Linked DNA regions of Mus musculus: region 1 is linked to region 2. A link is a loop called in an ENCODE intact Hi-C map of the cell type or tissue named here. Cell type or tissue: left cerebral cortex. All regions are shown on one strand.

Evidence for each region. A loop is a pair of places that touch in the nucleus more often than their neighbours do. Peaks named below come from ENCODE experiments on the same cell type or tissue, not always from the same donor. Only the 100,000 strongest peaks of a DNase experiment are listed, where the experiment ranks them.
Region 1: it touches region 2 in a loop (2.3-fold over the local background); 2 of 42 quality-filtered maps call a loop at or near these places.

What each region holds. Positions count from the first base shown.
Region 1 is chr7:95,780,623-95,788,622 of GRCm38, forward strand. It overlaps Gm39049 (a long non-coding RNA gene), which reads left to right. Exons shown (of 3, transcript XR_869800.1): 3 at 1-549. Among named protein-coding and RNA genes, the nearest start is that of Gm39049, 9.2 kb to the left of the region's middle. In left cerebral cortex, no CTCF peak of the experiment used is centred here; no DNase peak of the experiment used is centred here.
Region 2 is chr7:95,722,917-95,730,916 of GRCm38, forward strand. No RefSeq gene overlaps it. Among named protein-coding and RNA genes, the nearest start is that of Gm39049, 49 kb to the right of the region's middle. In left cerebral cortex, no CTCF peak of the experiment used is centred here; DNase peaks (open chromatin) are centred at 3,010 and 3,407.

The sequences.
Region 1 (8,000 bases), 58 kb after region 2:
CTGGCATCAGCAGGCAGAATGGCTGCATGGTGCCTTGTTAGACATTTCCTTGGGCTTTACAGAAAAAAGCAATGTGCATTCAGGAAACGATGTGGAAGGGCTGCTGGATGGAGCATGCGCATCACTGGCATGGATTCTTGCTCAGGACTTTTCTCATTACCCAGGAAGAACTGGCATGCCAGGAGTGGGACCCGTGGAGGCTCCCAATAGATGATCCCCTTCATGGCCATGATGGAATTATGACAAAATTATGGCGAAAAACATTACATAGCCAGCATGGAAATTAATGTGTTGTTAACTTTTTTTTTAATCATACTTGGTAGCTAACAAGTCTGCTTACTACAGTGTGGATAGTGACATAAGACACAAGGTTCCTGGCTCAGACTACAGCATTATTACTCCCTTCACAGCAAGGAGTCTGTGTGTAAGGATTCCCCTTGCTCCAAAGATTCATGGGAGTGACACGGATGAGCCACTTGTAGTGGCTTGTGTTATAAGAGAGAAGCCTTAAGCTTAGGGAGGCCACATCTTTCATGAGTGACAGCAAATATGCCTGCCCTTTGCTTCACAGGGAGATGCTATCTTTCCTCCAAGGCTATTTGCACATGAATTTCCTTTCCAAATATAATCCAGGACAAATAGAGGTTAGTGGTTCTCTTATAACTTCTGAAGAGAAAATTAAAAAAAAAAAAACAACTGAATCATATAAATGTATTTCCTGGTATATAACAATGTATGTTTATCATTTTTATAATTAACACTAGTACTACTTGAAATGTTTTTTTATCACTAAAGTATAACCTATAAAAAAATGTCTATATGCTGGGTGTGGTGGTGCACGCCTTTAATCCCAGCACTTGGGAGGCAGAGGCAGGTGGATTTCTGAGTTCGAGGCCAGGCTGGTCTACAAAGTGAGTTCCAGGATAGCCAGGGCTACACAGAGAAACCCTGTCTCAAAAAGAAGAAGAAGAAGAAGAAGAAGAAGAAGAAGAAGAAGAAGAAGAAGAAGAAGAAGAAGAAGAAGAAGAAGAAGAAGAAGAAGAAGAAGAAGAAGAAGAAGAAGAAGAGGAGAAAAAAGAAAAGTCTGTATATCCGGGGACCGTGGTGAGTCTTTCCTAGGGGAGAGGTTAAAAGATCAAGAAGCCTGGGTTTTGTCTTCCTTCCTCGGCTTGCAAACACCTGCTTCTTGCTATGTATTCCTGTTGCCCTATCACTGTGGAGGCATAGGGGTGTTCTCTCTGTGGTTTTCTCATAAAGACAGCATGTATAATAGTTTCAGGGCTACCATACAGATTTTATTTTCATTTAATCACTTCTTTAAAATATAATCTATATAAACAGGCATATTCCAATATACTGTAGTTTAGAATTTTCAACAAATGAGTGTTTTTGGAGAACATAACACAATACATATGTAGCATGAAATTACAATTTGTTTTCAGGATTATTTGCCACCATAGATTATAACTCAGGCACCCTTCCATCATCCATTCATATTCTCTCTCTCTCTGTCTCTCTCTGTCTCTGTCTCTCTCTGTCTCTGTCTCTGTCTCTCTCTCTCTCTCTCTCTCTCTCTCTCCTCTTCACACTGCTCACATGCTCTTAGTTACACATATTTATTTGTGTATATATTTGTTTGTTGTGTCTCTCATCCTTTGTGCATTTCTAAGTGGCAGGGTGATGAATGTTCACCATACACTGACTTTGCTATTGAATAAACAAATATATCACAGCAGCTCCAAAAAGACAGGAGACACCAGTCACCCTACCTTGTAGTTGCCATCTTTCTGGATTCCCGCTGAGATGCAAGAAGGGAGAAGGTTGACAGACTCTAACGTTTGTGGTAGGGTAGTCTGACTTTCTGTGTTATTTATGACAGTCCACTTATTATCCTCTCAGGGAGCTCATTCCCTTAGCACAATGTTGGCTCTCAGTGATGAGTTTTTTGAGATCGTTCAATTCTGTCTGTCAGTCACAATGAAGTTTAGAACTGCTGGAAAATAAACTCTGACTGAAGCCTAGTCATCCACTGCACTGGGATGGTAGGAAGAACAGCTAGGCTGAATTTAAGGGATCCGTCCCCATGAACAACACTGAGACAGATACATAGAGAAGAAAGGTCCCTCGTGTGCTTTGTACCCTGGCTAGAAAACTGGAAGCACCATGCCAGCTTCCAGAGAATACCACATCTTAGAGGATTACTGAAGTTTGAGGATGAAGAAATTGGGCCATGCTGTTTAAAAGTGGTCACAGACTCTAGATCTAACAGTGAACACACACCCATTCCCTATGCCAAACCACTGATAAGTAGGTGGTTTCTATTATATCTTCATATAAAAAGAAAGAGATTAAGTATCCCAGGACATCATTGGTGGAGTCAAGATATAAATCCAGGTAGTCTAGAGTCAAGAAAACATTTCATAATGCTGCCATATAAGCCTGAAAGTGAGCATACATGTGCATGATCAAGGATCAGAGAAACATGATCCCACCCCGACACTGTGTCTCAAATTAACTATATAGAAGGTATTTTTATGGCTGCAACTTCAAGACATACTTAGTCCCCAATGGATAGAAAAAGGCAGTGCGTGAGAGAAGACAGAATATCAAGGGTGTAGGATCCATATGAACAGAAACACAATACAAGAATGTCCAGGGCTGGGGAGATGGCTCAGAGGGAAAAAGCATTTGTGGCCAGGCCAGACAACCTGAGTTTGATCTCCGGAATTCGCATGGTAGAAGAGAACCACACCCGCACTTGAATTCTGATCTATAAATACATCATAGCACATGTATATGTGTGTACATACAAAAAAATAGATGGATAGACAGACAGACAGATAGACAGACAGACAGACAGACAGACAGACAGACAGACAGACAGACAGATAGATAGATAGATAGATAGATAGATGATGGTAATTTTTAAGAATACCAAAACATATATAGCAAATCAAACTCAATTGAAGAATATCCAGGTCAGTTATTTGACGTGAGATTCATCAGTGGGGAGTTTGTGAGGCAGAAGTGATACCTGTGGAAGAGTGAGCTGTCCACTCTTGGGTAAATGCTCAGTCTAGCTTGGAATGCTTTCATTTTGTTTAATCACCTGTTCCAAAGCCGATGCTAACTCATACTCAGGGCACATCTGCACTCAGAGTGGCTGTGTTCTCAGCGGGGAGCCTGGGGTAGGAACTAGATACTCATCCCCGGATGCTGAGCCATGGAACTGAGAACCAAAGGAATCCTGTAAGGTTGCATCCTCCTCCTGGAGCAACCAAGAAAATTCCAAATCTTATCTGTTCTCTAGATTACATTAAACCCTGAGGCCTTCTTTATAGTCCAGTTGGCCTCAGAACTGAGTGCATGAAATTGGGCTACTACTAGTTCTTGTGTCTTGTGAATCCAAATATTAAATGACTTTTCCTGGGGAGAAGTGAGTAAACATCTATTCACTCCAGCTTGGGTACAAGAAATCCATTGAAAAAAAAATGATTGCACCCCAATCTAGCTTAGTGAACCAGTGCGTTTATTAGGGTTACTGGCAGGAACACGTGTTCCTCAAAAGCAGCTGGATCACCCACAAACACACCTAAATATGAGTAATGGTTAACAATTGCTGCACCCCTGGAACTCCTTCCATAGCTTGTAGACTAAGCACGCTGTTCTCTCCCAGGCTATTGTTACTGTTTATCCAACCTTACATCTTCAAGATTCTGGAACGTCTCAACATCTGTGAGCTTTGCTTACTTCTTGAGTCTTGCAAGGATGCCTTACTCTGAGTCTGAAGGAGCTTCCTCCAGGGAGGAATGTTGCAACTTAGAGGGAGCAGCTACAAAGCAGGAGCTCTCATTCACTCTCTCCCTTCACTCTCATCCTTGACATAGCTCCATCACTTTCCTTGGAGGCATTGCATGGACTCATGCACTTAGACAGGACCATAAACATCTACATTCAGTAATCAAGTACCCAAGAAAAAACTTCCTAAGGGTCTATTTATTTTCTGTTTCAACCCAGCAGGACTGGAGTCTATAAATTGTAGTTGGAATGCAGGTCTATTTGCCAGATCAGGGATGTATTGCATAGCAATAGAGGGTCAGAGCATTGGTGCATGTCCTTCTGCAAAGTCCATTTGCCTACTGTAGTGAAACAGGCATGCTCAGTGGGCAGCAAACCCTGAGGTGGGCCAGGCAGCCACAAACCTCTGCATCAGACAGGAACCATGGAGACAGGAGATAAATGAAGTGGCTTTGAGCAGGCTCTGCTCTTCCTTTAGTGGCTCTGAAGGATTTTCCACATGAAATGAAAGCTGGCTTTTGCTAAAGACAACGGTAGTGCTTTACATGGCTTGCCATTCTATTATAAGGATGATTAAAGCTCTGGTGTATATGTTGATTCTCAGGCTCCATGGTCCTACCCAAACTCAGTCAGCACACAGCAACAAAAACCAGGAGGCCCTTGTGTCAGAATTGGTTTTAAATCTTATCCCTAACCCCTTAGGATGTGGTACTGCACTCCTCTGGGGTTTTCTTATATGTAAAAGCATCCAGTAAAGTAGACTTTATTGTAAAATAAAACAACTGTCCAACACATAGTAGGCACCCAATGACCTGGAGCATGTTTAAAATTGAAAGTGCTTGTATGCAGACAGGAATACTGCTGAGCCATTCAGTTCAGCAGAAGGTCTTAAGGAGCTGGCAGTCAGATCACACTGGCTACCAATTCTAGCTCTTCCCACGTACTGGTCTAGTAGCTGTGAGCATGCTATTGAGTTTTCTTTTTGTGGAATAGTAACAATATCCATCTCATAAACTGGCCAAATATCACAATGCCTTTATAACACAAAGCAGATCATCCCCGCATAGAACAAGCTTAGGAAACATGAGACATTTTACCTTCCCTGGCTAACAGAAGTCTCAGATTCAGTTTAATGAGACAGATTATTAACCAGGCTTTCCATGTGCATGTAATGTATGGTTGTATATTTATTGCTAGAGGAAAATAACATTAAAATCATCTTTGGTTGACTTGTTAATCCAGCAAGTGGAACCTGTTTGTATTGGCTCCTTATTAGAAGTGTAGGTGCTTCACACTGTGATGGGCACAAAGATGAATAAAGGATGCGGATAAAAATGATATTCTGAGCATCGGGCTGAGGATTCTCCAAAGGATTATCTCATTTAATCTGTTCATAGAGTTTATATTAGTTTTCTTCAGAAGAACAATTCCTACTCCTTGTGCAGAGCTTGGAAAGAGAAAAAGAATTTATCTACAAAATAAACATCAAACTTGCTCATAACTGTTATTATCTATGTCCTGTGTGTCTCTCCTATACTTTCCCTGGACAAGGTGCATGCTATGGCCACGTTTCACATCCATTATTTGTAAAATAAGTCTTTAACATCCAGCATCTAGGAAAATAATATAACCCTGCCTAGCATGTGGTCTCAATGAATGACTGCTTCCTCAGGCTCCATCAGATGAATAACTCCAGAGAGCTTAAGAAACAGCACAGCTAACTATACCTGAGAATATGAGGTAGCATTTCCCAAAGACTTCAAAGCCCCAGCATAGATTTGAACCACCTCCTAGGTATCAGTTTAGTCTTGAATAACAGCAAATGATACTAAAAGTTGTAGTTTTTTATGTTTTAAAACATGAGAGTTGTTGAGGATTGGCAATTTGCCAAGTATTTTAATGCTAAGTACTGATTGCCACCAGAGATGGGACCCAGATAATGCTACATAACCTTGCTCCACAAGTTACCCCTGATTTGTTGAATAAAGATGCCTGTAACCTATATCTGGGCAGAAGAGAGATAGGCGGAGTTTTGGTTCCCAGCCTGGCAGTCTGATGCAGAACCACGGGGGGAGAGAGAAGGTCGAGAGAGGAGAACATGCTATAGGGCAGGAAAGTCATGAAAAGTTGACAATGAGGGGCCAGTTGGAGTTAAAAGCAGCACAGATGGGATGTGGCACACTATAACATGGGGCTACTGATGGGACCGTTGACATAATAGTGTAGAGTGTAGATATCTGCCTGGCTCTAGTGCTGATTAAGGCGTATTATAAATCTAAAAGTTCTGTGTCTTTTATCTGGGAAGTGAATGATCACAGGTAGGGTAGAAACAGCTGATTGAGATTAAAATATTATTACAAAAGTTGTTGGGATGGAAAATTCTTGACAGGGTTTATTATGCTCAAATCATAGAACACAGAAACTTTGTTAGGATGGGCTGACTCAAGCAAGACGTGAATCTTATCTCTTTCTCCATTGGCATCATGGACCCATTCATGAACATACTGGAGAGGTACGGCCCAACCTTCAGAAAAGAAGATATTTGTGTTCTTGTGTTCTTGTGTTCTCTCTCTCTCTCTCTCTCTCTCTCTCTCTCTCTCTCTCTCTTTTTCTCTCGATTAATTCTAGGTCTTCAAGCCTGAGTAGGAAAACACTGTGCAGATGAAACTACATCCCAAGCCTTGCAGAAAGATTTCAAGCAGAAAGCAGACATGATTAGACAAAAAAAAAAAAAAAAAAAAAAAAAAAAATCATCTTGACGGTCACAGCCAGGGTGGCTTGGAGGGTAGAAGATCATATCCTACAAAGAAAAAGTGAGGCTGGTGAATGAGAAACCCAGGAAAATGTCAGTAGGGAAATATAGTGGAGAAAGACTTGGGAAAAATGAACACAGAATAAAGAGCTTTCACATGTTCAATGTGGATAGAGTTGAGTGGGAGAGGTCCTGGGATGATCCATGAATTCTCAGGGAGGGGAGGATAGACTGGGGATTGTAAAAATGAACTGGACACACATTATCATTGGCCTAGCAGAGTAGACAGTATTAGCTCTGGAGCTAGACTTCTTCTCTATCCTTTTACCTTAACTAAAGGACACTTAACTCTCTTGCATTCACTCCTCACAAAAAAACAACTTCTAAGCTTTTGAATGACTTCTTATTTCTCTGGAAATTATTTTAAGAAAATTTCTCCCTGAAATGTGCCAGAATTTCACAATTGCCTTCTTTAATCACTGGCTCTTAGAATAGAAGGTAAGTGTGTGGCTCTGAGCGGCCCTCAGGCAAAGACTGTGTGTTCTCTGGGACTCTGTGCAAGTCACATGTGGAATCACATCTCAGAGGCAGAACCCACTGATGTGAGGGCACATTTTCCCTGTGACAATATCAGGGCAAAAATTAAACATTCATACTATGGTAATGAAGAGCTGAATAATTTACTCTAAACCAATAAAGTAGAAGTTGGTACTGTGATAGCTCTGAAATGAAACATAGGGGAGGAAAAATAACATTGTGTTCATTAACTAAAGCCAGGACTCAGCCATGACAAATGAAGCATGTGTCCTTTGCTGTGATTAAAATTTAGAGAAAGCATGCACTCCCAAACACTGGCATTCAACAGCAATGATGTCATAGGAGGAGAATGACAGGAGATTAGGAATCCAGTGTAGTATCCTGTAATTAGGTATCCTTTAGATAAGCTAAGAGAACAGACTCGTTATTCAAAATATGTGACGCTTTGTTTCCAAACCTGATATTGAAGTTAACTAATTTCTGTCCAACCACTCACATAAGTTTATGTCAAAGAGACAATAATGTGTTACTGTCATACCAAGCATACAGTAGCCTCACGGGAAGTCTCATTAGTGTCAGATGCTACTGTGCTTTCTTGGTAGACACTAAGTGCTCTTCAGTGGAGCTGATCTACTTTCCCATCATCCTCAGGTCATAGGAACAGGAAAATGAGATAATCAGATAAAGCAGGTGAGTTGGAAGCCTGTGGAAAAACCATTGTCCCTGATAATTACAGATATCTGGAGTCCCATCATCATCAAGGACATGTCAGAACCCATCACCGTGAGACTGATAAGAGACCGAGCAAGAATTGTGCTTTCCTCTTATTCCTCACAGAAGAAATCCTAAAGTGGGCATGAGTCATGTTCTCATTAATTTCCTTCTAATTCACCATCTTATTTTGAAGTTTCCA
Region 2 (8,000 bases):
CCAGTGATAGTAGCAAAGGAGATATAGGGACAGAAACTTCACCCTACAGTCTAAGCCCCAGGGCTGCCCATACAGAAATGCCCAGCTCTTCTGTCATGCCTAACTTCATTGGGCCACAAGCCCTGGTCCTTTTGGCCTTAGTCAGGCCTGGTTGGTGCTTGGATTCTAGAATCAAACTCACCAGGGAAGTCTGAAAGATTCACAGTATTACCATTGTAGAAAGGAAGACACTGACTGGCTCAGCCCTGGCAGGCACCAAATCACTAAACCAAATAGAAAAAGTCAAATTGTGCTTTTAAATGCAAAGCACTTTCCTTTCCAATGAGGAATACAAAAACGCCGACTGCATTACTTTTTGTCAAAGGTAACAGTGTGAAAAATGATGGCACCAGATTATGAGCATGCACGCCTCAGTATTTACTCCAAATACATGACCAGAAATGTGATGTGGACCATGAATCTTTTGTATAAAATCCTCTCAAGATATTACCTATAAAAGTGGGTGGATATTTACGGAGCTGAACAGAAAGAATTTGAATAGCTAGAAACTCTGATGCTTAAAAATCTGAATATTAGGAACAGAGGGTTTTTAAGAAAAATATTAATTACCAAAGGGAAAAATGAACTCACTTTATGCTTGTTTCTAGAAATTTTGATTAGGAGAATTGAGTTTTAACTGTTTCAGTCAATTCAATACTCCTCCCACACACAAAAGCATTGCTTTGCTCTAAGTATACATACACTGTTCCAGCTCACAACTGATGGCTTTAATGTAAAAAAAAAAAAAAAAAAAAAAATACAGGAGCAAGCTATGGCCCCCTAGGGCACATACATGGCTCACTACCTCCTGTTTTTCAGAACACAGGGAGTGCTTCGTTTACACACTACCTGTGGCTGTTCTGTTCTACAGCAGCAAAGCTGAATTATTAAGATATACAAAGGTGACCATCAAAACCTAGTTGCTTTCATTTCTAACTCTTTACAAGATGCTAATTAACCCCTTGTCTAGACCGAGAGTTCTTAACATTAACAACATATTAGAGTCTCATGGAGTTTCATGTGTTTAGCAAATTGTATCTTATATCTTGGGTATCCTAGGTTTGGGGCTAATATCCACTTAACAGTGAGTACATATTGTGTGAGTTCCTTTGTGATTGGGTTACCTCACTCAGGATGATGCCCTCCAAGTCCATCCATTTGGCTAGGAATTTCATAAATTCATTCTTTTTAATAGCTGAGTAGTACTCCATTGTGTAGATGTACCACATTTTCTGTATCCATTCCTCTGTTGAGGGGCATCTGGGTTCTTTCCAGCTTCTGGCTATTATAAATAAGGCTGCTATGAACATAGTGGAGCATGTGTCCTTCTTACTGGTTGGGGCATTTTCTGGATATATGCCCAGGAGAGGTATTGCTGGATCCTCCGGTAGTACTATGTCCAATTTTCTGAGGAACCGCCAGACTGATTTCCAGAGTGGTTGTACAAGCCTGCAATCCCTCCAACAATGGAGGAGTGTGGACACTATGCCCCTCCTTAGATTTGGGAACAAAACACCCATGGAAGGAGTTACAGAGACAAAGTTTGGAGCTGAGATGAAAGGATGGACCATGTAGAGACTGCCATATCCAGGGATCCACCCCATAATCAGCATCCAAACGCTGACACCATTGCATACACTAGCAAGATTTTATTGAAAGGAACACAGATGTAGCTGTCTCTTGTGAGACTATACCGGGGCCTAGCAAACACAGAAGTGGATGCTCACAGTCAGCTAATGGATGGATCACAGGGCTCCCAATGGAGGAGCTAGAGAAAGTAGCCAAGGAGCTAAAGGGATCTGCAACCCTATAGGTGGAACAACATTATGAACTAACCAGTACCCCGGAGCTCTTGACTCTAGCTGCATATATATCAAAAGATGGCCTAGTCGGCCATCACTGGAAAGAGAGGCCCATTGGACTTGCAAACTTTATATGCCCCAGTACAGGGGAACGCCAGGGCCAAAACGGGGGAGTGGGTGGGCAGGGGAGTGGGGGTGGGTGGGTATGGGGGACTTTTGGTATAGCATTGGAAATGTAAATGAGCTAAATACCTAATAAAAAATGGAAAAAAAATAAAGAGTCTCATGGAGAGCTGTGTGTGCGGTAGACAAAGTGCATGTATATGGGTGTGGGCATTTGTGATGTGAGTATGTGTGCATAGACATGTAAAGCTAGAGTTCCACCTCTGACGTTGTTCATTAAGACGGGTCTCTTACTTGCCAAGTTGCCCAGGCTGGCAAAGCAGCAACCTGCAAGGATCCTCCTCTCGTCTCTTCCTCCGCAGCACTGAGATTTCTAGCACAGGTTTACACTTAAGCTATGCTTTTCTTTCCCTTTGATTTCCCTTTCCTTTTTCCTTTTCCTTTCCCCTTTTCTTTTCCTTTCCTTCCTTTTCTTCTTCCTATTTAAAAAACTGTGAGTTCTTAGAATTCAGGTATACATGCTTGTGCACCAGGCATTGAACCAACTGAACTACCATTCGAAACCAGAGCTTTAAAAACTCCTAGCTCACAAGACTTACTCCTAATCAATTGCATCATGGAAGTCAGACATCTATCTTGTTTTCGAATCCCTTAAAAATTTCCAATGAGCAAACCTTGGTGAAAACTTACATTTTAAGGAGTTCTGTTTATCCCTAGTCCCCTTTTGGAGTACTCCAGTAGAATGGCTTGAAATGAGATCTTTTATCTTACTCAGAATTCATACCAATAATTACCAACCTATATCATCTTCCATTCTGTGAGGAAGCAAAGAAAATAGAATGCTGTTCCTTCTCCAATGTCCCTGCTCCCAATTTTAATATTTTACAGCAATCTGCGTTGGTTAGGCTTCAGTGCTGTTCTTTGACACCTGATGTAGAATCTTCCCCTTAAACGAAGGCTTTCCCAAGACTTTGCTCAGAGTTCTCTTCCTGCAGTCTCTATAATAACAGTGACTGTGTTGAAGGAAGGGACACAGATGGGGACTGCAAAAGTGCCTCCAGGTGGCAGAAGGCAATGAATATTCAATAAGACTGTTTCATATGCAAATCAGAAGACATATAATAATAAAAGTGATTCTACCTTTCAAAGACTTTCTTACAAGCTATCTGTCTATCTTTAGATTATAGACAACTTAGTGAGTGGAGTCAGGAAGACTTAGATGAGTATCACTCCTAATCATAGGTAGAATGCACTACATACACACACACACACACACACACACACACACACACACACACACACATGCATGCACAGGGATGTGCATGGGAATCAGAAGAACTGAGTTCTAGTCCCCATTCTGCTTCCCATCTGTATGGCCCCATTATAAGCATTTCATGTCTCTGAACTGCAGGTTCTCACACTTTGAAAGTGTGATTTCCTAGGCTTTGATCACAGTTTCTGACAGCCCAGTTTGATGGCTCTGTGACCTTAATTCATTTTTAGTAGTCCATCTTGTCATTATTCATTGGAGAACTGCCTTCTGAATGCCTGCTTTGCTACACACACTCTCCCACACAGAAAGAAACAGAGACAAAGAGACAGGCAGATACACTTTGGTTCGTGCAGACTTGAATAAGTCATCCATGCAACTTCTGGTTTGAGCTCACTCCTTAAGCTCCATGTTGCTATAGGGACTGAAACCTTGAGAAGAGAAAGGAAAGATAACCTTTCTGCCTCGTACACGTGTGGTTTGCATAGATCTGAGTGAGTTCCAAACCACTAGAAGAGCTTACACTTTTCTCACATATATTTTTAATTTTTTTCATTGAAGTTCACAACTGTGTCCAGATGAGAAAACAAAGTTTTAAAGGGATTTTAGAGCTTGATCTAGATCTCAGGGATTGAACAACAGCCATCCTTTTACATGTCATATACAGGCCTAATAATTCTCTCTTATCAATACATAGCCCTACCTCTATACCAATACATTCTAAGGGGATAGTGGGTTATGTTACTTGTACATGGGGGTGCGTTGAGTGTCTTGTCGAAACATTAATTTTTTAAGTTGTCTGTATTACCTTAACAGTCTTTCCCCAAAGGAGCAAGAACAAGTATAACTTTCCTGAACACTGAGATCAGAGCAATAGTACAAGCTTCCTAACTACCTAGAAATTATTTCTTTGGTTCCTGCCCTGGCCTCTTCACATCCTCACATATTCAATGCTCCTACCACACTGCATTGCCAAGAAGGTTGATTGTACTTTTGCAAATGCCCTCTCTGTCAGAGTCCTGCCGCTATCCCATGAAGAGATTGAAGCCATGGCACCCCGTTCCACTGTGGGCCTCGGTGAATTTCTCTTCTGATGGATCCTAGGTGAGGTGCTACCATATGACTTCTGAGATCTTCTTTCCTTCTGGATGCTCACCTTACACACACTCTGTTAGACTAGGCATGATCCCAGACGGATCATACCAAGCCACAGGTCTTATGTGGGAGATTTTATTGTCAGAGGTGGCTTCTGCGAGGGGATGACAGGGAAGAAGAGAGATCTCGTCATACATTTGCCAGGGACAAGTCTTTTATCCAGGCCATGAAGCATGTGGCACATGTGCAAAGGGACGTGTGGTGAGTGCCATGGCCATGAACTCAAGAGTGGAGCTGTCACCTAGAGATGACATGTATTGTCACTACTGGGTCCAGGCGCTGGCTGTAAAGACACTTCTAGCTGTCCATAGATGTACCAGATGCTAACATACTCACTCACTTTTCTGTTAGGAAATGCTAGTTCTCTCCACTCTGGCTCCTCTACCCATCTGATCTGAATGTTCATACATATTACTTTGTCTGAGAATCCCTATCAGATTTACCAAGTTTGGGTTCAGTGTTCTCAGGTAATCTCGTCACACATTTACCATAGACTGCTATTCTCTGTATACTAGTTGCCTTTACTAGTCCAAGAACCTTAACAGCTCTATTCAGATCCTCTCCTGACTAACCCAAAGCTTGGGCATCACACATATCTGGCAGGGTCATGTATCACACACACACACACACACACACACACACACACACACACACACTAGACATGGCTCAGCACTATGCAAAAACTTTATTTAACATTTCATTCTCACTACGTCAAGAGGAAACACTAATGAGTAAGTTGATCTTGTGTTGCATTGGCAAAAGTTCAGAGTTCATGTCGAGAAGGTGACAGTTTCCTTTATAGGTTTCTGCTTGGAATCTAGCATGGATACTGTCCATTTGTGATAAACTCTTAGGATATAACCTCTGCTATATCCTACTTAGCAGAAACACCTTGAATAATAGGGAAAGAAAGCAAATCCTGCCTGGGGAAGACAAAACTGAAAGAGATTGAATACCATCTACCAATTGCCGGACAACAGCCCTGGGGAGGAAAGGGGAAGCTGATGCTTTCGATTGGAATGCGGTGCCCATGCTGGACAACCTCACTGGAAACCTTCAGTAGAAAAAGGCATTGACCCAAATCATGGATGTGAATGTGTGGCTTACAAAGTGCGCCATTCCCCATGTTCAGTGAAACACAAGACAGCCTTCAGTTTATTAAGCCCTGGTGTCCATGCTGAAGATGGTAGGCACATACGGTTTTACTCATAGAAGCTTGCTTTGAGAATGACTGATGCTGCCGAGGGGAGAAATTCACTCTACACTGCAAGAAATGTTTTATCTTTGCGCTGGAATGGCAGAAATCAGGGAAGTGCTCTTTTGTCCTTGGGAAATCTCACAGACTGAGTCGCCGGTTCCTGAATATCAGCCTTTGGCAGGGTTCTACCTGGCTGCTAAGTCTGAGCCTGCAGTTTGTTAGAACATCACCTATAATCCTTCATTAAGCTCCAGGTAAAATGGCTGCATATTCAAAAGCAATTAGGCTCAGTATGTAGATAGATGATCATTAAACCTGCATTTTCTGCAACATTAGTGTTGATAGAACTCTTGCTATTAGGCACACTGTTAGATTTTTTTTTCCATGCAAACAGAATAAAAGATTGAGAGCACTGATTTTGATCTGGTACCTATTCTGAGCTGGCTATCCTGGTAGACCTTTGTGATGCTAACCACACAACCATTCTTGAATTTAGGAATTGCCATCTCATCACTTCTCGGCCTTTTGGCTAAGATCAAGTGTAGGAATTGCTGTCTCCACTTGCCAGTTAAGGAAATGAAGAGGTGAAGTCATACCTCCTGGACACCCCATTGTGGAGGGCCTGGAGCTGTAAAGAGACTCTAGGTCTCATGATTGCCTGGTTGGCATCCTTCCCAGTGCATCATGCTATAGACTGCTTGCTGTCAGCCCTGTTTGAGAGCATTCTGTATGATGCTGTAGCATGCACAAACTCTGGACATGCCCTCAAGCCAACTCACAACTCAGTTCTCACTCTAGTTTCCTCCTCCATCTTTGGCACCTTGTGTGCCTGTTGAATACCAGTATTGGCAAACTTGTCTATGGAGCTAAGGCTGTTTTCTTTTCTTCACTGCCTGGTAGTCTGAGAGATTTCAGACAGTCTTGCCCCTCTCACTTCACTGGAAGTTGCAGCTCACTAGCTGGGGCACTTGTGTTATGACTCAGCAAACCTCTTGAACAAAGAGTTTTGTTGTTGTTGTTGTTTCTTTGTTTTTTATTGCAGAAAAAAGTGTATTCAATGATTTCTTTCTGGCATAAATTCTTTGAGCTAAATGACCCATCTTTCTAATTCCACCTACAAATTGAAAAGCATGAATCCCAAAAAGTAGCCTTCCTGATCACTTAATATAACTTTATATCCAAATAAACATGTTCATTATGATCAAACAGAAATCCCTATGTTTTTCATATTCTAATATCTATAGATGAATCATTTACCTGTGTGGTATCTGTTAGACCAGAAGCTGAATAAAATCATGTTTATGACTTTTATTTACCAGTTTCATTAGTGTCTCAGAAAATGTATGCCACATAATTCAAAATGAATACATCAATCAAGCGAGCGAATGAATGTATAAAAATCTCCATTTCTCTTTTTATCAGTATATTCAGTTTTCTTTACTCACTCCCTTTTCTACCCTCTTACTGACCAAAGAAATAAAAGTATGGGAGGAAAAAAGTCAAAGTCAAAGCAATTAAGAAACAACTTCTGCCCTTAATCTTACTTGTTGCTTATTTGCAGGTGACACAGCTAACTTAAAAGATGGCACTCAGAATTCTTTTTTTCTTCTGATACAGCTCCATACATGTTTTAGACCTAGTGGCAAGCAATCAAAATGCCAGTGTCTTGCTTTAAATATTTCAGTGTAGGAACAAAACTGGAGAGGTCAATATAAAATTATTGTTGTTGTTGTTAAAGATGTTTACTAAGAAACTTGCTGCAGAACTCAGTTTTAATGTCTTATGTTGAGTATCCAACCCATTAATTTAATCAAACGCTGGGTCTTGCACTCATTTTGTTAGTATCTGTATATTATACAGATTAGTCTGGGCCTCTGAGAAATTTAGTTGATAGTACAAAATCATAAAAAGAGACTGAAGTAAGATTGAGCCAAGATCTTTCCCCTCGACCAGTACCTATCATGGACCTTGAAATTATAAGATCAACCAGGTAGCTTCAAACGTTAGCATTAGATGTATTATGTAATAGAGAGAATGTGGAGGAATGAGACAAGGTCAAGTGACAGACAAAACATCTGAGCCCTGGGGGTCCAGCAACCACTTTCAGCAGCTCAGCAGCAGGAAAAGAAGCTGCAGCTTGGTTCGTCTCAGGCTTCATCATTGTTGCTTGTGTGTTTGTAGTGAAACTTATGGTGAAGGTAGAGAAAAATAAATCAGATGTGTAATGTACTGAGGATTCTGTAACATACTTCCCAAAGTGACCTGAAAACCAGGAAAGGGAGCCAGAAGGATTAACATACTTCACGCTAAGACCTCTGCTCTGTGTGATATAGTCAGTGTAAATGTACATGTGATAGGATATAAAGTAAAGAGTATTAGCCACATTCACAGCTGAGGAAGTAGAAGCCTAGGA